7 separate regions of the Mus musculus genome follow, and all the other regions are linked to region 3. Evidence: chromatin loops called from intact Hi-C (ENCODE). Cell type or tissue: left cerebral cortex. All regions are shown on one strand. Links, peaks and the distances in the headings refer to the core of each region. The heading gives the core; the rest is flanking DNA. Region 1 has its middle 41 kb from the start of Gm40666. Region 2 holds the start of Gm26861 (a long non-coding RNA gene). Region 3 overlaps Chrm3 (cholinergic receptor, muscarinic 3, cardiac). Region 4 has its middle 260 kb from the start of Gm40666. Region 5 overlaps Ryr2 (ryanodine receptor 2, cardiac). Region 6 overlaps Chrm3 (cholinergic receptor, muscarinic 3, cardiac). Region 7 overlaps Chrm3 (cholinergic receptor, muscarinic 3, cardiac).

Evidence for each region. Hi-C counts contacts between places; a loop is a spot of excess contacts. Peaks named below come from ENCODE experiments on the same cell type or tissue, not always from the same donor. Only the 100,000 strongest peaks of a DNase experiment are listed, where the experiment ranks them.
Region 1: it touches region 3 in a loop (2.9-fold over the local background); 2 of 42 quality-filtered maps call a loop at or near these places.
Region 2: it touches region 3 in a loop (4-fold over the local background); 29 of 42 quality-filtered maps call a loop at or near these places.
Region 4: it touches region 3 in a loop (3-fold over the local background); 4 of 42 quality-filtered maps call a loop at or near these places.
Region 5: it touches region 3 in a loop (11-fold over the local background); 13 of 42 quality-filtered maps call a loop at or near these places.
Region 6: a loop joins it to region 3, with 2.3 times the contacts of the local background. A loop is called at or near these places in 6 of 42 quality-filtered maps.
Region 7: it touches region 3 in a loop (16-fold over the local background); 32 of 42 quality-filtered maps call a loop at or near these places.

What each region holds. Positions count from the first base shown.
Region 1 is chr13:10,713,570-10,718,148 of GRCm38, forward strand. No RefSeq gene overlaps it. Among named protein-coding and RNA genes, the nearest start is that of Gm40666, 41 kb to the left of the region's middle. In left cerebral cortex, for the core only: a CTCF peak has its summit at 1,732 (motif pointing left); DNase peaks (open chromatin) are centred at 1,709 and 1,882.
Region 2 is chr13:10,356,196-10,360,774 of GRCm38, forward strand. Chrm3 (cholinergic receptor, muscarinic 3, cardiac) reads right to left here. Exons shown (of 5, transcript NM_033269.4): 1 at 4,069-4,579. It overlaps Gm26861 (a long non-coding RNA gene), which reads left to right and starts at 3,284. Exons shown (of 7, transcript XR_001780860.2): 1 at 3,284-3,741. In left cerebral cortex, for the core only: no CTCF peak of the experiment used is centred there; DNase peaks (open chromatin) are centred at 2,570, 3,188, 3,439 and 3,995; H3K4me3 peaks cover 2,564 bases; H3K27ac peaks cover 1,131 bases.
Region 3 is chr13:9,880,428-9,885,006 of GRCm38, forward strand. All of the region lies in intron 4 of Chrm3 (cholinergic receptor, muscarinic 3, cardiac), which reads right to left. Among named protein-coding and RNA genes, the nearest start is that of Gm40665, 86 kb to the left of the region's middle. In left cerebral cortex, for the core only: a CTCF peak has its summit at 2,032 (motif pointing right); a DNase peak (open chromatin) is centred at 2,074; H3K27ac peaks cover 784 bases.
Region 4 is chr13:10,928,651-10,933,229 of GRCm38, forward strand. No RefSeq gene overlaps it. Among named protein-coding and RNA genes, the nearest start is that of Gm40666, 260 kb to the left of the region's middle. In left cerebral cortex, for the core only: a CTCF peak has its summit at 2,305 (motif pointing left); a DNase peak (open chromatin) is centred at 2,292.
Region 5 is chr13:11,561,232-11,565,810 of GRCm38, forward strand. All of the region lies in intron 100 of Ryr2 (ryanodine receptor 2, cardiac), which reads right to left. Among named protein-coding and RNA genes, the nearest start is that of Ryr2, 540 kb to the right of the region's middle. In left cerebral cortex, for the core only: a CTCF peak has its summit at 2,598 (motif pointing left); DNase peaks (open chromatin) are centred at 2,598 and 3,346.
Region 6 is chr13:10,068,767-10,073,345 of GRCm38, forward strand. The region is part of intron 3 of Chrm3 (cholinergic receptor, muscarinic 3, cardiac); the gene reads right to left. Among named protein-coding and RNA genes, the nearest start is that of Gm40665, 270 kb to the left of the region's middle. In left cerebral cortex, for the core only: a CTCF peak has its summit at 2,591; a DNase peak (open chromatin) is centred at 2,590.
Region 7 is chr13:10,342,661-10,347,239 of GRCm38, forward strand. All of the region lies in intron 1 of Chrm3 (cholinergic receptor, muscarinic 3, cardiac), which reads right to left. Among named protein-coding and RNA genes, the nearest start is that of Gm26861, 15 kb to the right of the region's middle. In left cerebral cortex, for the core only: a CTCF peak has its summit at 1,927 (motif pointing left); a DNase peak (open chromatin) is centred at 3,160.

The DNA.
Region 1 (4,579 bases), core at 162-4,161, 830 kb after region 3:
TCAACAAGCCCAGTTGTCCTGGGTCTGCCATTCTTACTTGAGTTTTTTCTTGCCATTATCAAAGGTTATCTTCCTTTTAAAAGGCCGTTGTGCTTTATTTTAAAATTTTCCACACTTCAAAGCAACTCTTGCTAAATATATAAAGTTAGGTGACACTGGCAAAGGCTTTTGCTTAGCACAATATCTCTGACCCTGACTCTCACTCCAATCGTAACATGCTTACATTTTCTATTTTATACATCTACCTGATGTTTGAAGTTTCAAGGTCATGTATTCTCTCTCTTATTTTTTTCTACCCAAGGAAAACAAGAAACATATAAGCAATTAGGCTAGCATCTGAAGGGGTATTTCTGGACAATTTATGCCCAAAACAACATTGCCAATACTAGATATAATTTATGTAAACTACTGAGGAGACAGCCAGGATTATAACTGATGTAATGATGACACATTGGCAACTTCACTGGATGTGATAGAACATCTGAGAACAAAAAAGCTGAAGTAGGAAGAGCTTGCTTTATCTCATGATGTAGGGCTATAGTCCCTAATTGTGGGAAAGCATGGAAGGACTCCTCAGTGGTGGGAAGGCATGGTTTGGATTCTGTACCTTCCCATATGTCACCAACACAGGAAGCAGAGATGTCAGAAAAGATCTGGGGAGGGGCTGCAATTCTCCAGGTCTGCTTCTGGGTGACCTGCTTCACCCAGCAAGATTCCACCTCTTAAAATAGTGATACCACCTAAGCAGCCAAATTCCAAAATATGGACATGTATGAGATTTTATGTTCAAACCATAATAGTCATCATTACCTATGTCAGCGAGAATAGATCTCAGCTAGAAAGGTCCATAGACCAGAACTTAAAACACTGAACTATTCCTGTTTTTGTTTTTTGTTTTAACATTAAAAGTTACCTTTAACTAGATAATCACTTTAAAAGTAGACTTCAAATATAAAGGGATTGTCTTAAGGTTAAAAATAATAATAAAACATAAAAAGTAAATATCAACAAAGCATAGAATTCATTATAATTTCAGTGGACTTTTGTGACATAAACAAGTCTGGCCAAACCATTATTCTAACCTTCAGTCAGTTTTAAAAATTAATCATCTGTTTATGATTTTATCTGTTTTTACCATAAAATATTTAGGTCACTACTGCAAAGGCTAAAGGTCAAGGTGGGATGGGAAGAGTGGCTTCGGGTCATGACCTTTCCTGTGTCATTTCATCCCTCCTCAGATTCTTCAGAGATCTCTCTGCAGTTCTAACTCTGGCTGGTTTGACTCTGTTGTTTATAGATAGTTCATGTCTGTACAAGATCTTTAAAAATATTTTTGTAACTCCATTCCTAGAAGAGTTATTGTCACCTACCAGATTATAAATACATTTCTTCCAAAAAATAGGACTATTTTCATGGATCTTTAACACAGAAACAGGTGCCAGTAATGCAATCATAAAACAAAATTCTATTTTAAAAATGCTGATCTAGGACATAATCTAAATTGGGTGGATCAAGACTGAGAACATTTCCTTAAATACTTTCCTGTGTGTTACATTGCTGTGCACTTTACAGGTACTAGGAAAACACCTTTTTTTTTGTTGTTGTTGTTTTATTTGCTTTGTTTTATTTCATGTATTTGGCACTGGATATAGAACCTAAGGCCTTACACACTTGAAGGATATTCTAGCTCTACTACTGAGCTACATCTCCACCTCCTGGTAAAACGTTTTAAATAACTGTAAATTAAATATAACAGTACTAGTCATATTTAATCCCCCCACTGACTTCCTCCTGAACAGAACTGGCCTGGGAATATTGGAGAATTATTTATTTCCTTATTTGTTTGTGGACTTTGAATCTGTAGCCTCGTGCTATAGCATGAAGGAATACTTTGAAGACTGCTCAGTTAACAGCTTATTTTCCTCATGAATCCCTGGGGTTGATCATGTGTACCACATATACTGGACTTGGTGACTCATACACATAATCCCAGCATTCAGGTAGTAGAAGTAGAGAGATCAGAAATTCAAGGCTATTTTTCAATTTGTGGCTAGCCTGGGTAGAAACCAAAGGCTGATACTTTGCCTTGAGAAAGAAAAAAAACAAAACAAAACATACAGGTATTTAATTCAGGTGGGACTAAGATATGCCTCTTAATTCTACTGTGGGTAAAATTGTGACTCAACTTTAATGAAGAGTCTTTAAAAGAGAAACCCACAACCACTATTCTATTAACTTAATTTGCCTGAAGACAAACCGGAGCACCAGGCTCATATTTGATGTGATGCTTTAAGCATATTTTAAAAATCCTTTTATAAATGGTGACCAAGGTTTTTGACCATCTAAATTAAAGACTAGTCTGATTCTAAATGAGAATGCCAGGATAAGCTAGTTCAGTTCTTTGTCCACCTTCATCCTAAGGGATAAATGTAGGAAGGACACAAACTTTCACCCCTCCTCCTAATGCAAGGGATCTACAATTCTTCTTATTGATTTTTTCCAACTTTGCTGCTCTCATTTTTCTTGCAATATGCAGCTCACATATAATATCTATTCTGTGCTTTTCCTGAGAAATTCAATATATCTTTCATAAAAGGACTACACTGTGTGGCTTTTCTCAACAAATGGATTTTTAAGAAATCTGAGGCACAGAATTTCAGAAGGTTAGGTATATACTGAAGTAAAACATTAACTTCTCTAAGTAAAAAAGAAACACAAATTTTGAAGACTGACCCAAGTATTTAATCTGTTTTCCATGTTCAGAATTGAAAGGTCCCATCTGGAAGCTTATCTCTCAGAAAGCACTGATACTCAATGGTGTTGTTTATTAGGTTGCTATGGAAAAGAAGGCTTCCCATGGTATTGGATGTTTAGTAAGTCTCTGACTGCTTGATAGCATTGCCAATACAAAGTAACTCACTAAGAGTTGAAAACACAACGTTTCCTCTTGGTAAAAATGTATGCTATGAATCAGGCCAACTGGCTGTCCAGCATCTTTTATTGCCAAATACTTCAACTTTTTTTTTCTTAAGACTCATTATTAGTATTTTAACCATACTAAAGTTCAAATTAAATATGCTTGGTCCATCTCTTATTAGTTATCTTGGATTTATTTTGTAATCACCATCATCCTTGTCTACAACATGACAGTGATTATATGAATATACCTTCTAGGAATTATGACTATTTATTTTACTTTGAGATAAGAAAAATAAATGTGAAAATAGTTTAGAACACAGTACACTGAAGATACCTTTGCAAGCTGTTGACACCTGGCTCTGGAGATATTCCAGAATGTTATATTCCAGAATAGATTTCCCTTTGTGCAAAGTACATAAAGGTGCTTTTCATCTTAGGACAAACCTGGTTTTCCATTGGTCACAGTGGAGCCTCTACTAGGCAGTAGAGAAGGAAAACCTGAGCTGACCAAGGTACACATGACTCTCACTGCTTTTCCAGAAGAGTATCTTCCAGAGCATCTGATCAGTTTGAAATGTAGGGCAGCTCATGGTAACCCAGCTAGACACTTCAGATTAGAGAGTGGGAAAACATGGGCCCACAACACTCAGAGTTCTGCTTCACAGACATGGCTAGTTGTGGTGTCAATTGTCAGATATTTAGAGAGGTAAATGAGGGTTCAGATGACTCAATCAGAGTTGATTCAATTTGTGTGTCAAGGGAGTGAGCTAACCACCATTCATTGTCTCCTTCATAAGGGAAAACTCTGAATGAAATGAAACTTGAAGGACCAGCGAACTCTTCTGAAAAGGATTTTTGAATAAATTCTAAGGATGGGGAAAATAGAAAAATGAAAAGAGAGAAAATCATGGTGGAAAAAAAGCCATGGTCTTTAATACTTATTTGGAGAGTGGGAGAATTCAAAAAGGACAATGGAATTGGAATTACAAAAGATAAAAAAATGAGGGAACTAGAGAAAGAGGAGGTTTGGTTGAAAATGTTCATTAACTGTAGGGAGGAAGTAGGATGAATACCTGTCTGAGTCCATTCTGTTTGAGATGCAAGCATCATCTGAGGCATTACCATTGACGGAGTACACTTATGTATTAATTTGACTAGAGGAAACATTAACCAGTACCCCCGAGCTCGTGTCTCTAGCTGCATATGTAACAGAAGATGGCCTAGTCGGCCATCAATGGGAAGAGAGGCCCCTTGGTCTTGCAAACTTTATATGCCCCAGTACAGGGGAATGCCAGGGCCGAGAAGTGGGAGTGGGCGGGTAGGGGAGTGGGGAGGGGAGGGTACGGGGGACTTTTGGTATATCATTGGAAATGTAAATGAAGAAAATACCTAATTAAAATAAAAAAATCATTTAAAAAAATTAGCAAAAAAAAAAAAAAACAACTCTTAATCTTAGCTATAGGTATCTGAGAAATGGCTCTCTGGGTAAGGAAGGTCACTGCTCTTTCTAAGATTATACATTCAGTTCCCAGGACCCATGTCAGACAGAGAACCACCCAGCATCTCCAGTTCCAGAGATCAGTGCCCTCTTCTGAGCTCTGTTGGCACTGCACTTACATTGACATATGGACATATAGATACACACAGAGAGAGAGAGAGA
Region 2 (4,579 bases), core at 155-4,154, 480 kb after region 3:
CTCTGAGTTTGATCAAAAGATACTTCTGGGGCTAGGGAAATAGTTGTTGGTAAAGTGCAAGCAAGACGGCTTGGACTCTATTCCCCAGAACCCTTTTTGTTGTTGTTGTTGTTTTTTGTTTGTTTTGTTGATTTTTAAAACTAAGCATGGTGGCACACATTGTAATCTCAGATGGTACTAGGGAGATAACTGGATCTCTGGGGTTTGCTGGGCATTCAGCATAATCTACTTGGTGACCTGGTGAGTCCCAGGTCAATGAAGAGACACTATGTCAACAAAACATAAACAACAAGCAAACAAAGAAACAAATAAGGTAGAGAGTACCAGAGAAAGAGGCTGATTTCTTGCTGCTGCAAACATGTGCAAATGATTTACTGATACACACATACACCCACACATACATGAACGTGTATGTACGAAACAAAAATATTCTTTTGCATGGGTTCTGTCCTTGTGTCTGCCTTGAGTTGTAGATGGGCAAACATTTCCACTGGGCAGAGATAAAGACTTGGGAAGGCTTACTGTCTTCATGCAGGATCTGTGTGGCTCCTTACTTTCAACAGCCTCCATTACCAATTCCAGGGAAAGTCTCCATCAACCAGGAATGCATCAGTATAAGGCACTCTGAAAGAAAGCAATCTAAATCCCTAAAAGGGACAACTTTGGCCCTTCCAGGGTGTCTTTAAGGAGAACACAGAGGGAGTCACATTGGACACTGAATGATCTGGGATCAGGCATCAGCTTTGTACCTGATCCAAGGCCCAGGCGGCTTCCTTAACATAGAACAGAGTCTGTCAGACACTTGCATCTAACTCTCACCTTGACTGGCTTTGCCTTGTGTTAAATTCATTAGATTATCTTGTCATGAAGCCAAGACTTTCACTTGAGTTTGAAAGTCCAGCCCAAGGGGTAAGAACCAGAACAGAATTTCCACTAGATTCACAGAACCTTCTAGACACACACACACACACACACACACACACACACACACACAGAGAGAGAGAGAGAGGGGGGGGGAGGAGGTGTCTGGTGTTGCATTTCTTAAATACCACATTTTGGGAAACCATGTATACACTGCTCTTAACAACTAAGCAACAGTCATATTTATATATGCTGATTCATTTAAAATATAAAAATAGTGAAGGGTTTTGATTAATTCTTTTGTTGGAAGCATATATGCCTTTTAAAATATTTCTCTGCAAGGAAGATATATTTTCAATTCACAAGCATACTGTGTAAAAGAAAATATTTCCAATTAGTCATTCTTCAAAACCATGCTGACGACATAATGGTATGAGTCATGACATACCATGCTGACGACATAATGGTGTGAGTCTTAACACACCATGACATAAAGTTAGGCTTCATACATGAAGGGGATTGGGGTACACATCTCTGTAGAACCCTTTATTCGTCCCTGGTGGAAAGGGTCACCACAAGTGCTCTACATGTAAACGTCCCACACTGCAAACCAGACCCAGTGATGATGTCCAGGCCACTTAGGTGTAAGCAACTGAATCTGCCAAGGCTAACATCATTATCAGGCAAGAACACTATGTTGGCTCAAGATATGTGATATTTTAGGTTTAAAAAAAAAACAAAAAGAAAAAACAAAAACCTTAAAAATAAGTGTTAGCACTTCAGAAAGCTTAGAATCATAACCTTTAAGTTTGTATTCAGTTTATTACCACGAATCCAAGAAATCTTAGCTCTATACATTACCCTTCCACACACCTCACATTCAACAGGTTACCTACTATTAAAAATTAAATAAAGTACAATTAAAATGAGCTTGTATTCTCATATATTATAGTTTAAAATAACATTTTTTTCTTGTGTAAAAGTTAAGTCATTTATTTTTTTATAAGGAAAAATGAAAAGATACATGTTAAAGGGCGTATTTATCCTTGCTTCAGCAATCTTCAGAAACAAATATGTTTGAAGCAAGGTTTGTCCAGCCTCCTGTCAGGAAAAAGCAGTGAATCCTTCCAGATCTCCCTAAAGCTTCGTACATAAGTTTTAGAGTAGGTTTAAGACAGAACTACTCTTATTTTAATGTCTAGTCTTTATCTAAATCTCACCCAATTCCATACAATCTACTTCTTCAAATTACACCCTTGCCTAACAATTTTCTACGACCAAAGATTTATGCTCAAAGGTTTCTCAAAAGGTCTTGCCTTTTATCTCATTTTGTTATTAAACTATTGAGTCCATTTAAATCATTATCTAGTATTGTTTGTTTTAAAGTCTTACATCACTCTTGTTTTCCTGTTTAATTCCACCTCAAATCACCCTCCCCAAGCCTAAGGTACAGTCTATATCGGATCTGCAGCCATTATTTTTAATAGAGTAATCCATTGCTAAAGTTGTGTTGTCTTACAGAACTTCGGAAATGACATGCCTTCTGGCTTAACAGTAGGTAACTGCGTGTTAAGCTAACGGAGGCAAGCCACACAAACATCGTCTAAAGACAGAGTTATCAAGTGGTAGATGTGGGGTTCACACTCCACTTCTGTGGCCTATGAGATCACACATGGAAGAGGTAAGCATGACCCCTGCACATGTATACGTCCCAACACCAGCTCCTGCCACAGCAGGGAGCCACCAGCGAGTGGCACAGCAATGGAAAGACCTCATTCCTGTTTAATATTCATCCACCGCATCCATGTGTGCATTTTTCCAGGCTCCCCTTTCTCCTTTTTGAAAGGTATATCTTCCTGTAAGATCTCTCCAGCAAATCCACTAGCACTGTTTTAAACACAGGAAACCGTGTTGAACCGTTCCTGCAGAATAAGTGCTTTCCCAATATGAAACGCTCTGGACTCCATAATTATTAAGCAGGCTTTTAAGAATATGTTCTGTTTTCAAATAGTAACCCAAAAAGGGGTGGGGGCGGGGGCAAAGTGCTGTGTGTGTGTGTGTGTGTGTGTGTGTGTGTCCAGGAATGGTACATTTCCTATCTTGTTGAACCTCAGAGGCAAAGAGGGAAAGGAAAGATCTGTTGAAAGCTCACAATGAAGTGGTCAGTTTCCCTAACAGCAGAGTCTGCCACCCTTTCAAAACCCTGTCAAGAATATCAGTGGAGTCGGGTGGGTGGATGGTGGCATATATGCTTACAGACTTCAGACAGGTTCAAAACACTTATCCACAAAACAAGGTCTGCGGTTTTGAAAAATGCATCCATATGGATGCGAGTCCCCAATGCTCCTTTCCTCTCTTACTTCCAACCCTTGCGTGCAAGGAGAGTCTCACACACCGGCAGACAAGGCAGCGTCACAATTCCAATACTCAAAGCGTGGAGTGGACAAGTGAATTCTACCCCTTTGGGTCAACCATCTCCCTGACCTCAGCGGTTTAAAAACCACCACATAGAAACAAGCTGCGCACAGAAACGAGGTTGTGCCAGAAAGGAGCGGGAAGACTCCGGAGAAGAGATCCGGTATAGTTTAGCAGCTCTGGCTGAGCCAGAGTAGACTCGCGCCCTGGCGCAGTACCCTCTCCCAGGTCACCAGGCGTGGAATGAAAACCGCCTTTTCGCTCCAGAAAAGTGACCCCAAGAGTCGTCCCTCGCTGCAAGGTTGGCAGGGATCTGACTTAGCTTTCCTAAAAAAAAATTAAAACGGTATTGAAAGGCCCACAGAGGACCCAGCACACAGGAGCCCAGACAAACAGCTCTGGCGCTCCCTTCTTCGCTTTTGGATCCTGCCTATGAGAGAGAAAAAAGAAGCCCAAGGGATCCGGGTGAGCTGACAGGGGTGCTCTCTTGGCCACTGACCGCCTGCCCCTGTCTTTCCCAGGCGCTCGGGTGCCACCTCCGCATTCTCCACCCTTCGTCCCTGCGCTCCAACTCCTCACCAGACAGATATCCAGTTCCTGTTCCCCTAGATTGACAAAACCACCTCTCTTCGTCCCTCCTCAGTCCTTCCTTTAAACTCCACCAGCAAACAAATTTCCTACGGAGGCAGAAAACTTTTCCCCTTATTTCACCACCAGATAAGGCAAGAAACCGGGTCAGGTTCGCTGCTAGCCTCTCTGCACTGCGCGGTAGCGAGCAGCGCACGTCCTTACCTGGCAGCCGTGCTCCAGGTGGCTGTCCCACTCCAGTCCTCCGCGCCTCCCCGAATCTCCCGGACTGTCCAGTCCGCTCTACCGAACCTCGGTCTCTCGCAGCAGGGAGTTCGGAGACAGCGACTGTCCTCAGGTTCGCTCGTGCCTCGGAGCCGCCCTTGTCTGCATCGCCCGGCTTCTGGGTGCAAGCGCAGCTGCGGGCTCCTCCCGGCCGGTCGCGAGTGCGGGGCTCCCGGCTGCAGCCGACTTGGCCCGCGGTTGCGCTCCCGGGTCCGAGCGCGCTCCGCCCGCGGGCAGCTGCGGCCGCGCGTCACATGCCGCCTCTCGGCAGCAGCCGTGGCACCTGCCCGGGCGACCGCACTGGGGCTCGGTTAGTCCGCCCCCGCGTCCTGCGCGCCCCTGCCCACCCCAGCCCTCTCTGATCTCGCCTTAATTTTTTTTTTTTTTACCCTCCTGCTCTCTCACTTCTCATTCCTTTTCTCTGCCTCTTTGTATATGTTTTATTCTTTTC
Region 3 (4,579 bases), core at 184-4,183:
TATGATGACCATGCGGATTTCATTACATAAAGAAACATAATATCCAGAAATCCCAAGGCTTCTTGTCTGTCGTCTCTCATCCTTTCTTGCTAAAGGGTGACAGATTCCTATGACTGGCTTTCTTTTGTGTCCAAGCTGACACTCTTCCAGCAAGGTTTGAGACAGGCATTTGTCACCTGGCCCCGAGTCCTTGACCACAGTCATGGACTTGACACATAGCCAAACAAAGTGCATCAGCTTGGCCAATGCATGTAGATGCTAGGAAGATAGAAAGGTCTTTCGTCTTTGGAGGTGCTGGGTGCTGTTCACCACCTTTGTATCTGTGTACAAAATCTGAGAGTAAGGGAAGGCAAATGGAAGATGAGGTAGCAGCAGGATGGGGTGAAACCCTGAGAAACAGATACAATCTGAGGACAGGCCTTTCAACACTAGACATAGCTACATCTGAATCAATAGAACCACTTCGACCTTGCATTTATACTACTTCTACTCCTCCTCCTCCTCCTCCTCCTCCTCCTACTACTACTACTACTACTACTACTACTACTAAAATCTCCCTTTGTTCCCTGCAGTTCTGAAGGAACAATTTGATTATCCATAGATAATGGCTCTTGATTCACCTATTTGGTTAAAGTAGCAAGTGAATATTCTAGGCTAGTCTACCTCTCTAATATATAACTTGAGGGTTATAGCTAATCCTAACTATACTTTTTTTTTTTTTTAACAAACAAGTGGATTTGAATTGCTCTGACCACACATGCAATAATCTGCTGTATCAGGTTATGTAAATCTGTGTCATGGTAGAAACCATTGACTCTTTTCATTTGTTGTGAATGCCAACTGTACAGAAATAAATTTGTTTAAAGTGTTTTTATTATATTTATTTATTAGCTTATCTTTTTTTGTACATGTGATATACATATTGTGGGTGCATATGCCATGGTGCATGGGTGGAGGTCAGAAGACAATCTGGGGGATTTGGTGCTCTCTTTCTACCATGTGGGTGCTGGGAATGTGCCTCAGGTCAACAGTGGTTGCAAGTGCCTTTGTGTGTTGATCCATCTCACTGGCTCTTGAAATTTGTTTTTAAAAAGTTAAAAAAAAATGAGTAGGACTAAAAGAAAATAATTTTGGCATCAGCAAATCTCCTTAAAATCACTTATTGTAAGCTGCTGTGTTTGGTCTGTGGAATCCAGAAGTCACAGCCTATGTGCTTACGATCTGTCCTACAACTGAGAGCAAAGACATGAATAAAGTCTTGTTTTTCTAAAGTCAGTCATGCAGGCAGTAAGAAATCCCTCCCTGCAGACAGTCACATGATATTTTATAAACTGAAAACAACTAGACTTGTTCAGTTGAGCAACAGTATCAAAGAATGTAAGAAATTTGGAAATAAGTCTCAGGTCAGCTATTTTCTTATAGCTTCTCTCGTCCTTCTGGTCCACAAAGCATATAGTCCTATCATCTATCCAGAAAAGTGAGCCGAAACTCTCAACTTTTAAACCTCTTACTTGGAAAGTCTAAGTTACTTCTTGCTCCCAGAACTCTAAATTATTTCTATTTCTTTATATTTTTAAATTAGATTTGCTTATTTTATGTGTGAATGTTTTGCTTGCACAGTCTGTGCACTACCGGTGTGTTTGGTGTTCAGAGAGGTCAGGAGAGTATATCCAATTCCCCGGGACTGTAGTTACAGAGGGCTGTGAACCAGCACACGGATGCTGGGATTCAAACCCATGTCCCATGCAAGAGCAGCAAGTGCTCTCAACCATGGAGCCATCTCTCCAGCTCTCTAATTCTATCTCCACTTTAATTATTCTTTTTCTTATCCTAATCGTGGGAAGTCTTTTGCAGTTTGCAACCATTTTTTTTGAAAGACCAGATACATGGTGTTTCCTCTTTGTAAATCTGGTATATGTCATATTCAGGGCTTATTTTGGGTCTCTGCTTTGGACAGGAGTGTGTCTGTTTTCTGTCATAGTTCATTACAACACTCAGCAGCTATGTCATCATGAATAGAAAGATCGCATCAGGCCACTAGGTGGCAAAGTTGACTCAAAGAACAACTTTGCTGCTGTAAGATGCCTAAGCAGCCTGCTGTCCCTGACCACAGACTTGGAATTCAGCTTAGTTCAGTCACGCGGTAGGTCGGTCGGCAGAGGATATCAAACAGGGTGGACAGAGCTTTCCACTCAAACATGTCTTTAAAGGGAATCAAACTTGTGAACCTAAGCCCTCATCTTCATCTCAAGCTGTGAGGAGGAGAGACGTTGCCTAATATGGTACAGTGATTCTTCTTGTGAACAAAACAATCCTGAAGGCTAAAAGTGGGATAAAATTCCACTTAAAAGGGAGAAAGCTTGTTTTTAAAAAGATGATGTATCAGACTTCCCGCCCGATTGCTGCCTTTCGTAAGCTTTTATTTGACCGTGACAACAGGATGTGAAAGGCTTGGCTGAGGCTTGTGAAATAACACCGTTTTACCTAAAAAACCAAACATCTAAGTAGGATAGTTGTGGATCTCCACAAACACCTTTCAGGCCTAGAACATTTTTTTATCAGTGTTTTTAGAGAAATGGAATGGAGTCAAAAGCAAACATGAGTAATTCTTTTCAAACACCAGAAAGACCCCTCTCATCGGAGCCAATTAGTGCAGTGTCCCCAGGGTTCTTAGAGGAGGGAAGACCTTTACGTAAGATCTAAGATTTATCTACTGTCTTTCTACATTCTGAAGGTCATTCAATGTCATCCCCTGTGACTGCTAGGCTTTTGTTGTTAAAGGGAAGCAGCTACACTTTGAGGAAATACCGCTTGATCTTACATAACCGTGGAATTCATTTTGCTTAAAGATCTCCTAGGGGTCAGGGGATGGCTCAGTTGGTAAAACACTGGGCACTCAAGAGTAAGGACCTAAGTTTGGATGCCCTACAATTCAAGTAAAGAAGGAGCACCATAGTGTGTATTCCTGTCATTCCTGCTCTCCTAGCGTGGCGGGATGGGACAGCAGGATCCATAGAAGCTGGCTCGCCAGCTAGCTTATTATATACAGCCACAAAAATAATAAGGGACTCTGTCTCAAGCAAGGCAGCAGGTGGGGACTGAAACCTGTGGTGGTCCTCTGACCTCCTTTTATTCTTTTTTTTTTAATTAGTTATTTTCCTCATTTACATTTCCAATGCTATACCAAAAGTCCCCCATACCCTCCCCCCCACTCCCCTACCCACCCACTCCCCTACCCACCCACTTCCACTTTTTGGCCCTGGCGTTCCCCTGTACTGGGGCATATACAGTTTGCGTGTCCAATGGGCCTCTCTTTCCAGTGATGGCCGACTAGGCCATCTTTTGATACATATGCAGCTAGAGTCAAGAGCTCCGGGGTACTGGTTAGTTCATAATGTTGTTCCACCTATAGGGTTACAGATCCCTTCAGCTCCTTGGCTACTTTCTCTAGCTTCTCCATTGGGAGCCCTGTGATCCATCCATTAGCTGACTGTGAGCATCCACTTCTGTGTTTGCTAGGCCCCGGCATAGTCTCACAAGAGACAGCTACATCTGGGTCATTTCAATAAAATCTTGCTAGTGTATGCAATGGTGTCATTCTGGCGGTTCCTCAGAAAATTGGACATAGTACTACCGGAGGATCCAGCAATACCTCTCCTGGGCATATATCCAGAAGATGCCCCAACTGGTAAGAAGGACACATGCTCCACTATGTTCATAGCAGCCTTATTTATAATAGCCAGAAGCTGGAAAGAACCCAGATGTTCCACCTATAGGGTTGCAGTTCCCTTTAGTTCCTTGGGTGCTTTCTCTAGTTCCTCCATTGAATTTAGTCATTTCTTTTCTTTTTTTTTTTTTTTTCAACCCAGATGCCCCTCAACAGAGGAATGGATACAGAAAATGTGGTACATCTACACAATGGAGTACTACTCAGCTATTAAAAAGAATGAATTTATGAAATTCCTAGCTATTTTTTTAAGGTCCACACTTAAAAGACTGTCTTTATAGCCAGACAGACATGTTCCACATATCTGATTTTCTTTAATATTCCCATTTGTTTGCACATTCCAACTGATACATCTCTATATGCAATTGTAACTTTGAAAAAACAAAACAAAAACTCAAAATCCCTCAAAGCGGAAGCAGTGCGTGATAGCCCCACTGTCTCCCTACCTTGGCTTTGAGGCAGGGTCTCTCTTGTTATTTCTGTCCTTGCTCTGCATACAACAGCTTCCCATTGATTTTTCTGTCTCCCCCAACTCAGTTCCTACTTTAGGGGCGCTCAAGCAGAAGCAGGAGAAGCTCTGCCACAGCCCCCCTCCCCCCCGAGAGTCCAGGATGTGTCCCCAACCCCAACAACTGGTAGGTCACAGAGCCCTCTGACCTTGCTTCCTTGTTAGAGAAAAATGCAGAACCCAACACTTGAGGACTGAACAGCAACGACAGGAAACACCTGATCCACACCCAGCCTGATCCACACCCAGCCTGATCCACACCCAGCCTGATCCACACCCAGCCTGATCCACACCCAGCCTGATCCACACCCAGCCTGATCCACACCTAGCCTGATCCACACCCA
Region 4 (4,579 bases), core at 210-4,209, 1.0 Mb after region 3:
AAGCTGTTAGCTTCTGCAGTCCACACTCTCACCTGCACAGACTAGTCTCAAAGGGATCCGGGATCCAAGATGACTCCCCCAGGTGTTCTGGCAAAGCCCTCCTGGGCAGGGCAGACACCTCTTCTCTGGCAGGGAAGGTGCCCTGATGTCTGGATCCCGAAACGGGGTCTGTCTCAGAAGCTGTCCTCTAGGGACCTTGTGTTGTCTGCCGACTCTGCGCCCAAGATGACCTGATGCTGGCGCTATGGACATTTGTTTAAGTGCTCCTCAGCCATTCAAGATTGCTCAGTTTGAGAATTCTCTGTTTAGTTCTATAGCCCATTTTTTACTGGATTATTTGGTATTCTGGAATCTGACTTCTTGAGTTCTTTGTATATTTTGGGTATTAGCCCTCTATTGGATATAGGGTTAGTGAAGATCATTTTCCACTCTGTAGATTGCTGTTTTATCCTATGACAGTGTTCTTTCCCTTGCAGAAGCTTTTCCTTTTCATGAGATCCTTTATGTTACTATTGTTTACATTGTCTGCCATCATTCTTTGTAGATTTACCTAAGCGTTCAGTCAGACCCCCATCCCCTGAAGATCTTCCAGTCCTTAATGTTCTATGTTGTTTGGATAAGCAATAAACTTCTAAACCCTATCCTTTCCAAAATCTTGAAAGCAAAGCCCTAGGAAGAAATAGTAGTGGTGCTGGGCTCCAATACTGTGGGATGCTGCACTCACTCCCTAGAGACTCACCTGGATTAACTTTGAAAATGAAATATGTAATTCAAGAGGATGGAAATAATAGGAAGTCAAAACTTAAGAAGGTATGAAGCCTGAAATGAACCTATAGGATTCATTTATGGCATTATAAGCATTAAAGTAACAATTAAAATAAATAAGTTCTCAGGGAAAGAGTATAAGCCTTTTACCTTTTTGTCTGTCCATATGCAAATGTGAGCATCTGCAGTGGGGAGGGGTGAGTTCCAGAGCACTGATCTTGTCAGCTGACAGACTCAAAGTCAGTAAATGCACTGCTTCTTTGCAGGAATACTTCTTTCAGTATGTAATGGACCAATATAAGTAAAAATGAATGAACATGAATTCTTTATTATTAACATAGGAAGCTCTTTTCCTATCAGCCACCCAGCCATGATCTTAAGCAATTTTTCACAGTTATCCCAATGACACATTGTTCAGTTTCTTTGACACTGGGTAATTTTCCTAAAGAATGACATCATGAATCCATCAAGTCTTGCTGAGGCACACATTCATGTATTCACTGATCATCTTATAGCACACTCTTTACAAATCAGGAGGGTGACCACATTTGCAGTGTAAATGTTTGCATGAAATAAATTCTTGCAATATACAAAAGTAATAAACTTCACAGAGAGCCAAATCAAGATACATAGCTATTACATAATGTAAATTATACCATTACTGGAAAATGTTTAAAGTTGTCCTGTTGGTTAATATTGTCAGCTTGACTGGCTAGAAGATGCACCTCTGGATGTGTTTTATGTGACAGGGTTTCCAAAGAGATTTAACTGTGGATGAAAGGTTCACCTGGAATGTGGGAGCCACCATCCCATGGACTAAAGAAAAGGAAAGAAGAGGAGGGTGCCACCAGAACTCATTTCTCTCTACATGCAAAGATCAAACACCACGTGAGTGTTCATACACCTGCTCCCATATTCAGAATGGACTGTACCCACTCCAACTGTAATCCAAAAGGAATTCTGAGTTTGAGTTGCTTTTGTCTAGTATTTTATCACAGCATCAAGAAAAGCCACTGAGGTAGACATGGATGACACGTGTTTATTTATTTATTGTTTGTTTGTTTGTTTGTTTGTTTGTTTGTTTTTCGAGACAGGGTTTCTCTGTATAGCCCTGGCTGTACAGAAACTCACTTTGTAGACCAGGCTGGCCTCGAACTCAGAAATCCGCCTGCCTCTGCCTCCCGAGTGCTGGGATTAAAGGCGTGCGCCACCACACAAGACAGGCATTTAAGTCACAGGAAAGAAATGTAGCAAAATATTTTATCCTGTAATATTGATAAGGTTTCATTTAATTTCTGGTTCTTACATGATAATTAATCTTGAGAATTATTAAGGATTTAGGAAAATGTGTGCTGGTCTCGTTCTCCTTCATGACGTGTTATCATGAAATTTTCTGTTATTTCTAGTTTTAAACAGTGAGCAATACAGATGATTCCAGAAGTAGATTGATAATGTCTGGAGAGTCCGCTCAGTGGTTAAGAGCACTGCAGCTCACAACCATCTGAAGTTCCAGTCCCAGGAGTTCTGATGCCCTCTTCTGGACTCTCTAGGTATTTGCACTCAGATATACATACATGCATGCAGGCAAAACACTCAGACACATAAAATAAAAATAAATCTTTGTATTTTTCTGAAAAATGAATTGATAAAATGTATGCATAAAACATAAAAACATATTTTGAGTCAGGATAAAGGCACACCTTTAAACAATTTTATTATGTAGTAATGTATTGACTTGATTCTTTTTCTATCAGTTTACTGAGGTTAAACAACATGTAGCTTTTCTAAATAACTATTACATGCATTTATTTGTGTGATTACATGTACACACATGTGAATCATGTAACGTGTGTGTGTGTGTGTGTGTGTGTGAGAGAGAGAGAGAGAGAGAGAGAGAGAGGGTCAGGGAACAGGTTATGTAAGTGTCCTTTTCTCCCACCATGTGGTTTCTGAATAATAAACTAGAGTCATCAGGTATTTTGGCAAGGTCCTTAGAGTCCACTAAGAGCCCACAAGCTATCACTTTCCCATTGCTTTTGTATATTAATAAAAGTTCTACATTTGGGCATTAAAAACTAATTGATATCACAGACTCACTCTGTAAGCTATCTATGTCAATTTATACACTTGTATATTCACATCTGCTTGCTTTTCTTGCACATGCTTACATCATCCAAAATAAGATGTCATGGTGCTGTTGGCACACAAGTGTTGTTAATTTTACATCCAAGCATTCAAGTCATAGGATGTTGGCAGAACACCAAACATGCAGTGATCATGATACACGTACTTATAATATTGTTGTTTTTGTCTGACTATTATGGTTTGAGGAGATGAATGTAAATGCCAGTTTTCAAGGAAGCAAATGTGATGGGTACACATGCATGTGTGTGTGTGTCTGTGTTTCCTCTTAGCTGTAATAAGTAAGGAAAACTCAAATTCTTCATAAATATTACTTTCATGTGTCCGTGAGAGCTTTTCAAAAGAGTCTAGCATCTTGGTCACCTGATTGAGCAACAATGCAGGAGAGAACAAAGAATAAAATGGTGGAATATGGATACATTTCCAAACTGTTTGAATTGAGATATCTGCATCTTCCTACCATAGAGAATAGAGTCAGTAGTCCTAAAGCTTAACTCTTGGTGCAGCATTAACTTATGGAGTCATTTGCTCTCATTCTTGTCTTCAGTCTGCAACTCAATTATGTTTCTAGTCCCCCTGGTTCTCCAGAGGATGATGGCAGATCATGGTATGGGCCACCTCTCACAATGGTGGCAGTGGGCGCAAGGTGACTGTTGGTTCTGTTCCTCTATGGAAATCCTGTCCAATACAGACACAAGGATTGAGAGGACTCTTGGCCAAGTGGCATCTGCTTTAGTCATCATTGTTACATCAGACTTCCATTCTTCACTAATATTTATTACCCTTCCTCTCAACTGCACCTATTTCCTTTTATAAGTACAAATCAAACAGAGAAAGTTCAAGTATATGTGTGTGTGACTTCCTGTGATGTCAAACATGGCAGCATCTAACTCACCTTGAACTTGACTTTATTCCTGATGAGATGACAAGCATTTGCACATTCAACAAAACAACGATCTGCAAAGAGCAATGACTTAAAACGGCATGAAGCCCCTTGGATAACATTGTTTCTTTTCCATTCTATGATTTTTCAAGACTAAATATTTACTAATCTATAAAATGAATCAAACATAACTTTGAACCCATCTAAAAACAGAAATATTTCAATTTCCCTATATATATGGATTATGAAGGTCATTATTCTGTCCTGTGACTCATCTGATGATGTTCAGCACACAGATTCTGAGGTTGTTCAGAGTTAAAATGGTAAGGTAATATTATTTCTTGAGATTGAACCCTAACTACTGAATTCTATTTTTATTTTGAGAAAGATAAAATTGGATCTGATATAAACAGATATAGAGTAGTTCTAAATTTTGAAGTATACACTCTGCTCATAGAATGATTGTATAGAATTGTATTAGGTTGCTTTTGGTAACAAGTGCTAAAATCAAGTAATAAAATTGAACAGAAATTTGAGAGGATAGCTATCTAAATAAAAGTCCTAGGCAAAATGGGTGTGGTGTCGGGAGACACAGGTACAAATCTCCATAGAGACCCTAAGAACACATCTCTGCCACAGTACTCTCTGAAAACTATCAGATCTGTAAAACAAACCTAGTCACATTCACACCACAAGTTTTTTGTAAAGATCAAATAAAGTTATCTATGTAAAGTGATAAAGTAGTATTTTATAACAACTCAATGACAAGTTAACATTAACTTTTTGATC
Region 5 (4,579 bases), core at 277-4,276, 1.7 Mb after region 3:
AACCAAAAGGCCACCCACAACTCCTACAGCTGTGAGGCAGGACGCACCAAAAGATTTTTGCCAGATCTTTGAAACAGAGCTTGGCTTTAGCAGCACAGGCATTTGAGCATTTGAGAACTCTGTAATCCCTTATGATCAGGGCCATCCTGTACATTTTAGATTTTAGGAGACTTCCTTTTTTCTATAATAATGTATAGTCATGTCACTCATAATTTACTTAAATATATATATATATATATATATATATATATATATATATATATATATATATTTGTTTTTTTGATATATATATATTGGTTTTTTTGAGACAGGGTTTCTCTGTATAGCCCTGGCTTTCCTGGAACTCACTTTGTAGACCAGGCTGGCCTCGAACTCAGAAATCTGCCTGCCTCTGCCCCCAAGTACTGGGATTAAAGGCGTGTGCCACCACGCCCGGCTAAATATATTTTTACTTAAAATTCAAACTCTATATACAATTAGAGATTTAAAATGAAATATACTTATCAATTAAGTGAAGAATATGCAGAAAGAATTAAGGCCTAAAATATATAATGTTTTGGCAACTCGGCACTTGTGTAAACAAGAGCAGGAAGTGTATATATATATATATATATATATATATATATATATATATATATATATATATATAATTTCTTGAATTTTCTTCTCTTTTATTCTTTTCTCATATATTACATCCCCACTGGTTTGCTTTCCCCTCCCTCCCCTTCCCCCAACCTCTACCCTACTACCTTTCTCCTCTAATAAATCTCCCGCACACCTTCCTCAGAAAAGAGCAGGCCTATCAGGGACATTAACCAAACACAGCATAGCAAGTTACAATAAGAATTCTTAACATCTACTGACTAGCTGCTAATAGTATCTTTATATATAGTATAATAATAATAATAAATGACTTCTACATTCATACCCTGGCACCTCCCACAATCCTACCCCTCTATTAACCTCCCCATCTGTAAGTGTTTGCTGTACATCCTCTGAGCCAGGTGGTAGCCTTTCCCATCAAAACCACATCCTTCCAGGACAGAAGTCTGAAGGTCTTCCTTAGCCTGTCCTACACACCCTAACTTATTTAACACCTGCCCCTTACCCCTTCCAGACTGTTTAGCTGCTCCCTCTGCAGTGAAGGAGAAAAGCCTGGCACTTTGTCCACAGCTCAGCACTTGGTTCACAGGCCCACAGTCCCATCCCCATGTGATCCTGCCAGGTTGATAATCAATCATATGAAATACCATGCTCATAGAAGTACTTTCTCAACCTAACATACAATAAGCCAATGTCAAACCCATGATGACATCTGCCCTGAACCCCCCTACTATAAAAACCCATCTAGACCCACCAGCCCTATTCTGGACCCTAGAAAAGGCTCTTTGTGGTAGTGAGGCCAAGAGAGTCCTCTAGAAAGAGTTGGTTTAAGGCTGTAGCACCCAGACTGGTTTAGGCCTATCAGCACACGCTGTCTTCTGGAGGCTCTCGTGTCTAGATTGATAGTGCCATCTACTGAGTCTGTGTCTAGATGTTTTAGTGACAGTCACTTGAAAAAAATAGAACCAAATATCTACCTTTGGGACACTACATTGATTCCTTGAAACTTGGTGGCAAAAATTGTCCACAGTGCCTTTTTGAAGAAAGTATAATTTATTTTCAGTGTTTACTTCTGTTTTCAGTCTAAACTCTTTATACCACATATACTGTTTATTTTTACCAAGGAGAAAATGGTGTCCCATGCTCTGCTCTGAATGTGAATCTTCATACATAGACCTGAGGCCATGGGGAACAACGATGATGGTCGCGGGTGTCCTGGCTGGCTAATGTTACTGTGACCGGGTATCTTCGGGAGGTCGGAGGGGCTTTCTTAGCCTCAGACTTCCAAGCAGAGCTCATGGTGGCCACACTGGTAAGGTGTGTGAATACCCACTGTTGTCTGGGGCTCAGCAGTCAAATTTTCATGCTTTTCCTGAAAATCAGAACCCTCTTTCTCCACATTTCTTATCATAGACTGAGCCTAATTAGGACTAAAGTGGAAGAAGGTGGTTTGGAGACAGAAAACTACACTTCTTTCAGGGAATCTGAAAAAAAAAATGAGAGGAAAAAAAACCTGGGGAAAGATCAGGAGACAGAGGTGGGGTATGAGAGGGCTCAAAGGAAGTGTGGCAGAGGGAGGGGTGGTACCAGGGAACCAGGAAGCAGGAGCCAGAGACCTTGCTGGAAAGATGAAGTTGGATACTAATTAACTGAGGTGATGGCCAGTAAGTGCATAAGCAGCTAACTTCCCCCAAGCTGCCTCTTATCCTCATTATCTGAAAGGGGTGGGGGCTGAGGGTCCTCTGGTCCTGCTGAGCTTCCTAGGACAGGCCTATGCACCCAGGCTCCTCAGCTACCACCATTTTGCCCCCAGCTATAGACTTTTTTTTCTCACACTCTCTCCTCCTACATTCTCAAAGATGTAGTTCAAATCCTATGAGGACACGGCTAGTATAATTAAGATTCTTAGAATGAAACATCATGATCTTGGGAGGAAAGAAGGAAGACATCCCTGGGTGAGTCCTAGAGTTTGTAAAACTTTGGCTGCAGTGCCACCTGCTGGAAGTGACAGAACCCAAGGGTTGAAGTTCCTGCTGATAACTGTTCTCATCCCACAGAGATAAGCCTGAGCAGCAAAGATTCAGTTTTCTCCTCCTGAAAGGAGGCACCAGACACCCTTCCTCACAGAACACCCAAGCTCTTCACAGTTAAAGGCAAGATACAAACCTCATGGCTGTATGCAGAGAATGCCTACACCATCCAGAGCCACCAGTGGTCTTGCTCATGGCTTTCAGAAGTCCCTCAGACTGATGATTTACAGGCTCTAGCTAAGTCAAGAGCCCACTTAGTTATCCTAAAATGAGACTGTGATGTTAAGCATGGCGGTCAACTTGATTTGATAAAGAGGCGCCTAAGAGTTTAGTAAGTGTCCCTGAGGATGCTAAGTAGGCCATGAAAGCTCTGATAGAAGGAATGGATGAATCTAAGGAATGAATCTAAACAGTGCTGAGATGTAGAGGGAGGAAGAGGTGGGGCCGTGATGGAGGAAACAGGTCCTGGTGACAGGTGCTCCAAGCTATCTTGCCCTTTAGAACCTACTCCTCTTTGCTTCCTGACCACCAAGAAGCAAACTGACCTGCTCCACCATACATTCAGTACCACCACCAGCACAATCTAACCTCTGAAACTGTGAGCCATGACACACAATCCGTGCCTTAAAGCTGCTCTCAAGCACTTTGGCAATGGCAAGGCAAAAGTAAAATGGAGATGAGTTTCTCTGCCTTCTGTATTCACATCCCACAGTGCTAGACAAGCCCAGCCAGGCAAGGCTGTGGTAGTCCTAAGAAAAATTAAGGAAAACACTAGAAATGCATATGGATATTGAGTGAAAACTGAGTCATCTCAGGAGCTGTGACTACAGATGATCAGTCACATGGTGCCTCATGATATGAGCAACTAACATAACAAACAGACTTTGATACATATGTACAATCTCTTTAAAATTGTAAAAATTCTAATTCCTAGTATGAGGAATGGGCTAATTTCTCCATAGATCCACTGACTGGAGTTATTAAAAGCTTTAATATGTTTTAACAATTAAATTTGGTTTTTTTTTTCTCTTCTGGCCTAAATCTCTTTCTTTACAGTAATAGTTGGGCATCTTCTTAAACCTGTGAACTGAATGAATTAAAGTTACTATCCACTGTCTAGCCACACAGTTGACCCTTTGTCTATTGTCTTATTTTTATCATGTTTTAAAATTACGCCGGGCGTGGTGGCACATGCCTTTGATCCCACCACTTGGGAGGCAGAGGCAGGTGGATTTCTGAGTTCGAGGCCAGCCTGGTCTACAGAGTGAGTTCCAGGACAGCCAGAGCTATACAGAGAAACCCTGTCTCGAAAAACCAAAAAAAAAAAAAATACTTTTTATTTGTTTATTGTGTGGGGGTGGGGTGCCATGACATGGATTGGAGGCCAGAGGACACCTTTCAGGCATCTCACCTTCCAGCATGCAGGACCTGGTGACAGAATTCAGATTGGCTGTAAGGCTTGGAGGCAGGTGCCTTCCCCACTGAACATACTGCAGGCCCTGGCTTATGTCTTTTTAAAGGTGTGATGAGAACTTTACCCATCAGGACAGCATCCCTGCATAGCTAATATATTTTGGCCAGCTTATTGTTTGCCTATAAGACTTGATATATTTTTTGTTATTTTCAAAAATAATAATTTTTGCTGTTCACACGTTTCTATGTTTTATATACTATTCAGAAAGTCCTGTTTGCCATTAAAATTTATTATTTTAAGGACTCAAACCTGTCTTGTTACTGTCTTGAAGAGAAAGATTGGCATTCATTTTTACCACTTTGCTCTCAGAGACTTATACATGGTCAGTAAGACTTATTGGTTTTTTTTTTATTTTATGATCGTAAAAAGCAACATTATCATAGCTTAATTTCTTTAAGTATTTGTATGTACTTCAAGGTACTCTATTCTATTCCCAAGGAGGTGCAAAAATACCTAATTTACTATTCACCAG
Region 6 (4,579 bases), core at 170-4,169, 190 kb after region 3:
AAGTCCTCTGGTCCTTAGAGGGAAAGTAACCCAGAAAGTGAAAGCGTGCGTAGCTCTCTCTCCTCTTATGTATTTATCCCAAGCATACCTTTGCATACCCAACTCACAAGAAAGTTATTTTTTAAAATTCAACCCCAATCTTCCCACCTCTATTTCAGACCCAATCTGCCCGCTCTTTATCTACCCACCATGTTCAACATCGGTTCTTCCCTCCCTTGGCTCTTGTGAAGCAGGCCTTGAAGGTGGTGGTTGGTTTTAGGTTTTGGTTCTCTGCTATTCACTGAGCTCACACTGACAGCCCAGTTCCAGGAATCACTTGAGTCTTTTTACACCATTGCTATCTGCAAACGCTATAAATCAAGGTTTTTATCTACCGCCCCTCCCCGAGGCCGGGTTTATCGGGATGGCACCACTTATAAGCATTCTAGACACAAACAGAATAAAACCTGCAGTGAGCTCCTTCGGTCTATCCCTGTTCACACTCTAGTCCTATGGCCTTCTTCCTTTCCAGCTCTGTTGACCAGGGTCATTTGGACTCAGTTCAGCCATTTGCTCCTAACCAAGCTGAATTTGCCTTCTCTGTTCCTATCGGTTCCTCCCAGAAGCTGCTAGTTCCAAGGTAATCAGTAACTTGCTGGCTGATGACTCTATCACTATGGTTGTGGGGGCTGCTGACTCCACCTGTGGGGTTCAACATCGCTGACTATTCCTTATTCATAATTATCTCATCTCCTTGTAACATTTTCTTGAGTTTCCCCTACCTGTCCTAGCCATTTTCTTTCTGATTTCTTTTCAAGGTCTTTTTATTTCCTACCATTTTGCTAGATCTAGCCCACACTCCTTCCCTGGCTTCTCTCTCTCTCTCTTTTATTCTTTTCCATTTTTATGTTGACCTCATCAGTTAATCTGTACTGTAAACATCAGCAAGGTATCCATCACTCATTAAGACCCCCTGCCTCTCAAACAATCCCTTGTATTGCAGGTGCCATGGTCACGGCTCATGTAGAGGGGTCAGGTACCAGGCATGCCAGTCCCAATGTCACTCAATGGGACCTCCCTTTCTTCACTCAACTGATTCTTTTCCTTGAGCCCTTTAGTCTTTTTCTTATGCTGCATTTGATATTCATGAGTGTGCTTCAGTTTGTGACCTTGACCTAAAACATTGCAGCTTCCCTCTTTGTCTTGATCTACCTCAGCAGCTTCATTTCTTCATTTGCTGGGCTACACACACTTTTGTCCTTTCTGTATTCCCCCTCCCCAAGTCCTGAGTCCTTGCTCCCATCTACTACAGGACCTTTGCACACACCATCTTCTGCCTCTGCTACTTCCTTTTTTCCAAGGGAACTCAGATGCATCTTTCTGATCTTGGCTCACCGGAAGTTTCAATAATGGAACAGTCCCTGACTGTTCCTTATCTGTTCCAATCTCATTACAAAATTTTCTGAATTGCTGATATAGGAGAGATCTAGTGTCTTCACACTCTGGTTTAATGAACAGAGTGTAAGTCTTTCAGAGTAACAGATGATCATGTGGTTTTATGCTTTGTCCATAAATCATGTAATGGACTATCAATATTTGTGCTCATATCACACACACACACACACACACACACACACACACACACACACACACACACACACACCTTACTATCTAACCTGAGGTATACTTCTCCCTGAAAGGGGCTGATATAATGAGACCAGGGGACACAGAACTATAAACTGCAGAGGTCTCTGGCAAACTAGGATATGTCTCCCAGCTTTAGCTGACATAATAGGATAAATAGCTTCATGTAGAATTCTCTTTGCGAGTGCAGTGCTCCTGGGGTCATAGCTGATTCCACGATAGAAGAAGCAGGTGACCCATCTTCCACAGTGCCGTGCTCCGAAGAGGGTTATGGCTGGATTCATCATTTTGAATTTTATCAGCCACAGTTCTGTTTTTCCCCAAACCTCCTTTTTGGTTGCTTCCCACAACAAATTAATCTTATTGTTTTAATAATAATCCAAGCAATAGGCTTGGCACAGCTAGGAGATATTGTGGTTTGAAAGGGATGTAGCCCTGTGTGTGTGTGTGTGTGTGTGTGTGTGTGTGTGTGTGTGTGTGTGTGTGTGACGTGTTTGAATCCCAGTGGTGGTGTTGGTTTGGAAGTTATAGAGCTGGTAGGCCATTGCATCTCATGGGAGGATGTGGGTCACTGGAGTAAGTCTTGAGGCTTTGTAGCCTGGCAGGCCTTCCTTCACTGACTGCTTCCTCACAGTGTTGCCAGATGCCTCAAGCTCCCTATACCATGGCGTCCTTGCTACCATGCATCTCCCCTCAAAAATAAACCCTTCCTTCAATAAGCTGCTTCTTGTCAGGTATTCGATCCCAGAAACAAGAAAGGTAACCTACTGAGGAAGGGAAGAGAGGACAGGAAATCAACCTTTAGAGAAGCTGCAGTTGATGATTACAGGGTAAATACCATCTTCCCTCCTGAGAGACTCAGATAGCACTTGGCTCTGCCTGGGTAGACACAAGCTGCCGGGCTGTAGCTACGGTTCAGATCTCACACGTTCAGTTCACCAAGTCCATTTTTCTAAGCCCCCTAGAGGGAGACAGCACACCAGCAACACATCACTGTGTATTACATTTGCTCTAGTCCTCCACCACGGCACTGAAGTGCCCCACGGGGCACCTTCATGCAGTTGCTGCAGGAGGAGGGGTTGTTTGTTCTGCCTGTGTACACTTCCTTTTAGGCAATGCCTTCTGGCCCTGGTACTAGTACTTGAAGGGGCTTTAGGAGGCAAGCCACATCTCTGATTTTGGCATATCTTAATATGACACCCATGTTTAAATCCTGAGTAAACTGAAAGGCCCCAAAATAGGTTCTTTTCTTATGTGGTCAAATTCCGTTTTTGAGGTGTGATGGAGAGCAGGATGTGATCAAGCTACCTTGAGGTCAGACGATGTTTTCATCATACACAATGCATGTGCGGTACTGTGAACTCTTCAACTTAACCATAAGAAGAATTCTTACACAGTAGTGTTTGGGGCTTTGGAGGCACAGTCTTTACGAAGTGGAGCCCTCAGATACTTAAGGGAAGTAATTTCTTGGACTGGAGTTGCTGGAGAGGGAGAGGCTTAGCATTCGTGTCTCCTAAGTACTGGCAAGAAGCCTGTATGAAATGCAGAGTGTTTTAATAATCAGAATCCTCAAGTTCCAGAAACCAACATGCTTCCCGCTTCCCAACGCCACTGTGCTATCAGCACACAATTCTAATAAAACTGAAATGTAAATGCTGCTATTTTCAGACCAAAGAATGATACTTCACTTATTTCATAAGAAGCATCTCTTAAGACAGATATGACTTTCATACAATCTCTTTGTTCCTTTTTCCTTTGACGTAAAGAGAATTCTGTAAAGGACACAGAGAAAATGAAAACAGCTCACAGATCAGTTAAGTCATTTCAAATCACAGCCAAGGATAACTGCAGCAAAAGCCATCTGAAGTTACCTGAAGTTGATGAAGAGCCAAGGAAACATTCAGTGATCGTGAACAGATACATGCGTTTTTCCAAGTTCTTGGTGTGATATGAATAAAATGTGTAATTGACATGAAAATCACAGGCAGAGAGAGAGGGGGGAGAGAGAGAAAGAGAGAGAGAGAGAGAGAGAGAGAGAGAGAGAGAGAGAGAGAGAGAGAGAGAGAGAGAAAGAGAGAGAGAGAGAGAGAGAGAATGGGAAGGAAAGGGAGAGAGGAAGCAATGAAGGAGGGAGAGAGAGAAAGAAAGAGAATGGGAAAGAGAGGGAGGGAAGGAAGAAGGGATGGAGGGAGAAATAAAAAGAGAGCGAGAAGGAGAGGGGGAGGAAGGGAGAGAGAGCATGCATGAGACAGGGAGAGAGAATAAGACAGTAAATGCATTTATGTGGAAGGTTTATGTGGAGGTCAGAGGTCAACTTTGGCTATCATATCTCAAGCTCTGTTTATTCTCTCTCCGTTCCTCTCCCTCTCTCTGAGACAGGGCCTCTGGCTTTGGGCTCACTGATTTGGTTAGGCTAGCTGGCCACTGAGACCAAGTGTTCCATCTACTTTTGCTTCCCTCACACTGATATTACATGTGCGAGCCACTTTTGAAAAGATTTATTTTCATTTTCTGTGTATGAATGTTTTGCCTGCTTATATATGTGTACATGCCATACATATAGTGCCCATGGAAGCCCGAAGAGGGCTTTGCATTCCCTGGCTTTGGATCACAGATGGTTGTGATCACCAAGGGGGTTTTAGGAACCAAGTCTGAATACTATGCTAGAGAAGGAAGTGCGGAGCCATCTGTGCATCCTGAGCTTTTAAAAGTGGGTTCTGTGGATTGACCCTGGGACCTCATGTCTGTACAGTAAGTGCTTTACCAAGTCAGCCATCACTTTCTTATAAAGATGAACTTTCTTTGCTGGGAATGTTTCAGAATGAGCTTGTTGGGTGAGCACATGGTAAGCCCAGGAAGAGCTATCACAAGCTTTGGGAAGGGACCCTATCACAGCTTTGAAGATGGGGAGCTGGGTTTGAGTGAGGGAGAGTGATAGTGGCCAAGTTTGGGCAGG
Region 7 (4,579 bases), core at 310-4,309, 460 kb after region 3:
TCATCGTTCAAATTAGTACATGCTAAGGTATGACCCCATCCTGAGCCATATGATAATCTGAGGATAAAGTCCCTATTGCAGTAGGTGCTTCAGAACAAATTAAAAACAAATACATGTTTGGTGACTATGAAGAAGGTGCTGCCAGACAGGAAAGTTACATGGTATTTAGATGAGCTGGCCTGACAATGCTGTGAGGTCAGGTGACATCTAGGGACAACGGTGGAGAATTCACTGAAAAAGGGTAAAATGTGCAGGTTGTTAAGAAGACATTCCAAAGCGAGGCTGCTTGTATAGTCCACTGGGTAGCACACACAAAGCCCCAGGTTGGGTCCTAGACACTGCATAAACTAAATTTGGCCACTCTGATGCAGGTCTGTGATCCCAGGATTCAGAAAACAGAGGCAGGAAGATCAAAAGTTCAAGGCTTTCCTAAGTTACCTGAGTCCCTGTCTCAAACAAAACATAATGAAAGGACTGTTCCAAAATCATACAAAGACAAAGGAAAATACACACCAGTAGTGTGTTCTCTGTTCTTGGTAGAGACACAAACCTGCAGAGACTTTTCTCTTATAAGGCAGTTGTTGCCTGAATTGTCTGTCCTGGATCTCCATCTACTTAAATCTTTTTGGTCCTTTAAAATATCTTTCTAGTGAAATCTCTTAAAGGAGTACATTCCTGTTATCCTTCCAAAACAATTTGGCTTCTTATCCCCTGAATCCAAAGCATAACTTGGCTCAGAGGACTCCATTTTACAAGTGAACATATTTGTATATTATAAACACACATCTAGGGTCAAGACTTTGTCACAAATTGTTTTAGCTCCTGTTGAACTCAGCTGCCTATGACCATCTTGTACCAGTTACTCAGGAAGCCAAACAGCAGCACCTGTAATTGGTCAGCCATTTTGAGAAATTTCAAGTGGGAGCAATACTTTGTTAGAGCTTAATCTGAGCTGGGCTTAGGAAATGTGTACTGTGGCATCTTCACTGCTCCAAACTATATGGGAGGTTGGTGTTTCTTGGTTGAAATGAATATTGGGACAAGGGGAATGTGATGGTTTGTATATGCTTGGTCTGGGAGTGGCACTATTTGGAGGTGTGGCCTTGTTAGAAGAGGTGTGTCACTGTGGGCATGAGCTTTAAGACCCTCACCCTAGCTGCCTGGAAGCCAATATTCTGCTAGAAGCTTCCAGATGAAGATGTAGAACTCTCAGCTCCTCCTGCACCATGCCTGCCTGGATGCTGTCATGTTCCCACCTTGATGATAATGAACTGAACCTCTGAACCTGTAAGCCAGCCCCAATTAAATGTTGTCCTTATAAGAGTTGCCTTGGTCACGGTATCTGTTCACAGCAGTAAAACTCTAAGACAGGGAGTGTTCCTGATTATTCTGATTTGAGGTCAATTTTCTACTCTGTCATTGAGTCAAGACAGCTTCATACATGTGCCTTGTCTAGAAAAGCATCATGTTCAGACACAATTTTCCTTGAATTCTTATAGCTAGTTAGAGATTACAAAGGCATCTGGCATTGGGCTTACAGCACCTAGTTTGATATTTCTTCTGTCACATGAAAATATCATTGTTTCATGGGTCTGAAAATGTAGCACATTCCCTAAAACAACCATTTGAAAAACCGATTTTACCATAAGAGTGAAAGTACACTTATAGTGTATAAACTTGAGAAATCTATGTTACACCCAACAAAGTGTCCTAAAACCTTCTCCTCCATGAACAAAGCAGGTTCCCAAATTGCAAACCTAATTCTGTGCAGTGTAAGAGCATTCACATTTGATGCATGGGACTCACAGAAGGTGACGTACAGCAGAGACTCAAGCCTGTCACTCCTGCGGAACTCTGTTTTTATCCTGTCAAGTGGCTCCTTTTGAACCTTGATTTCAAAGCCACCCTCTGGTTGGACACATATGTGCAGATGTCTGCCATCTAGTGGCAGATACCTTTCGTATTTTTCTAAAAAAAAAAAAAGTCAATATGTATTTTCAGAACATTTTAACCTACGTCCACACTTAAGAGGTATGTGGAAGAGCATGAAGGGTAGGAATGGTTGCCCATCCAAGTGGCCACGCTGTCTAGTGCACCCATGTCTCCTCTGGCCTTGAGATTAGGACTGCTCAGAAATCCTTTGTGGATACTAGAATAGGTCATGTCTATTTTCATGAGACTATAAATCCAACAAAGCCAGCATCTTTTTTTTTTTAACCTATTTAGTCTATCATCTGTCACTTAGAACTCCACCTGATATATTTCAAGGTCATAGTAAATTTAATGAACAAGTGAATGGCCAGGAGAAACTTGGGAAAAAGACCAGACTGTAGATATCTCAAGGAATGTCTAAAAGCTAATAATAGAATGATGATTAGTTTTGTTTTATTGAAACTTAACAATATACAACTTGATACTGAATTTGTGGAAAATCAGTTAGTGGGTGTAATTATTAAAACTTGCTCATTTAAAGATGATGATACAATATAAAATGTCCTGTAACAGATTTGAAAAACAAATTATGTCCATGTTTCAGTCTTCATGTCAACCCAACTTCTGTCTATAAGGCAATGACTATCTTACCATTGATTTTTTTTTTGAAATCCCACTCTTCACATAAGTAATTTTATATGTCCTTTCTCTGTCCCTTCTCAGAAACATAATCTTCAAATGTAGTACCATATGCTCTGTTGAGCTGAGGATGTAGCTCATAGTTAGAGTACTTGCCTAGCTTGTGTGAAACCCTAGGTTCATTACCTAGCAACACACACACAGAGAGAGAGAGAGAGAGAGAGGGAGAGAGAGAGAGAGAGAGAGAGAGACTCTGTCAGCTGCATGACATAACAATAGCAGTTAATAAAAATGTCAAGAATCGCCTACATTTGAGGCACAGTTTGTTTTATAAGATCCTATGAAAACTGCTAACCATATTTCTCAAAAAACTACATCTTCAGCTACCTCGGGGTGCATGTGATGGAGGAAGATTCCTCTTACTTCTACACCTAAGATCCTTTTTTTTTTTTTTTTTTTTTTTTTTGCTTGCTGTGCTTACATTCCACTGTGAGTGAGCTCTCTGCTCTTCACAGGCCAGAGACACATTCTAAAATGAATGACTCATTTTATCAAGGGGAAGAGCTATGCTAATGCACCCTTTGCCAATCTTGCTTCTAATCTACTCATGAAAGAATCTAAAATGTTTCTCTCTCGTCAGTCTGTAAAGTCTTAAATTTTTTCAAAGCGAGTACCATGCATTGTTCACGATGCAGAGGCTCAGATCTGGTCTCTGCTGTGACTCTGTTTGGGATTTGGTGTCAGTCCCCAAGTCTCAGCCACCATATATGGAACCTACCCTAACTTGGGGGCCCAGTTTCAGAAACATCACCCCTGGGATAGTTAATATTGATTGCCAGCTTGACAGAATTTAAAATTACCTAGGAGACAAACCCGTCTGTGAAGGAATTTCTAGATTAGGTTAACTGCAATGGAAAGACTCAGCCAAAATCGGGGTGGCACCAGGCAATGGGCTGAGGCCCTAGACTAAGCAAAAGCAAAAAGAGGCACACTAGATATTGTAATATTTAGACATATACCTATTTGTTTCCTGACCAGCTGCCTCACACACCTGTCACTATGCCCCACTGTGATGCACTATGTCTCCAGTCTGAGCCAAAATAAAATCCCCCCTTCCTTAAGTTGACTTTGCCTGGTATTTCATCACAGCAAAGAGGATAAAAACTAATCCAATCCCAATGCTCTGACACAGACACTTTTTTTTTTTTTTTTTACTGGAAACCTTCGGCACAGCAGACTATTTGTGACAGCTGACGATCAATTAAAAACTGACTACTTGAAAGATGGTGCCCATTAGAATCAGCTGGCGAGAGGAGCCATTTGAGGAACGATGTCAGGAAGAACCATTTCTGAAGCATGTGAGTGCCACCAATGAAACTCTACACAGGCTAAGCACCAGACTGGCAAAGCTCCAAATGTCAGCCAAAGAAATTCTGGGGTGTTCTGTATACCAGACACTGGGGCCAGTGGGGACCTCGTCCCATTTCCTAAGAAGTAAGCTATTTTGCTAATACCAGAGTACCAGAAAAACTGCCACACCTCAAATTTCATTTTTCTTCCCCAAAGCAACAATAGCAGAAACTCAGTCAGTTTACAGTGGGAGTTTATAATACTTCATTAGGGTTCAGCCTTTGGGCTTTATTCATGAATAAAACACAAGCATCATTCAATTTAATGAGATTTAACAAGATTATGATCTTGCGTACAGGAAAACACTGTGTGATTGACCTCTAACACAAAACCACACACACACACACACACACACACACACACACACACACGGCGGGAGGGGGGGAGAGGGAAAGGAAGAGGGAGAAATATTATACACAATCTCTATTACAGGCTACATACTACAACCATAAAACATAGATACCATTGGGGCAGAATAGAGAACTCAAAACTAAGCCCACACACTTATAGCCAACTGATTGTTGACAAAGATCACACAGCAGAGAAAGGGTACCATTCTATTTGGCAAATGGTCTCTAGGAAAACTGAATTTCCATAT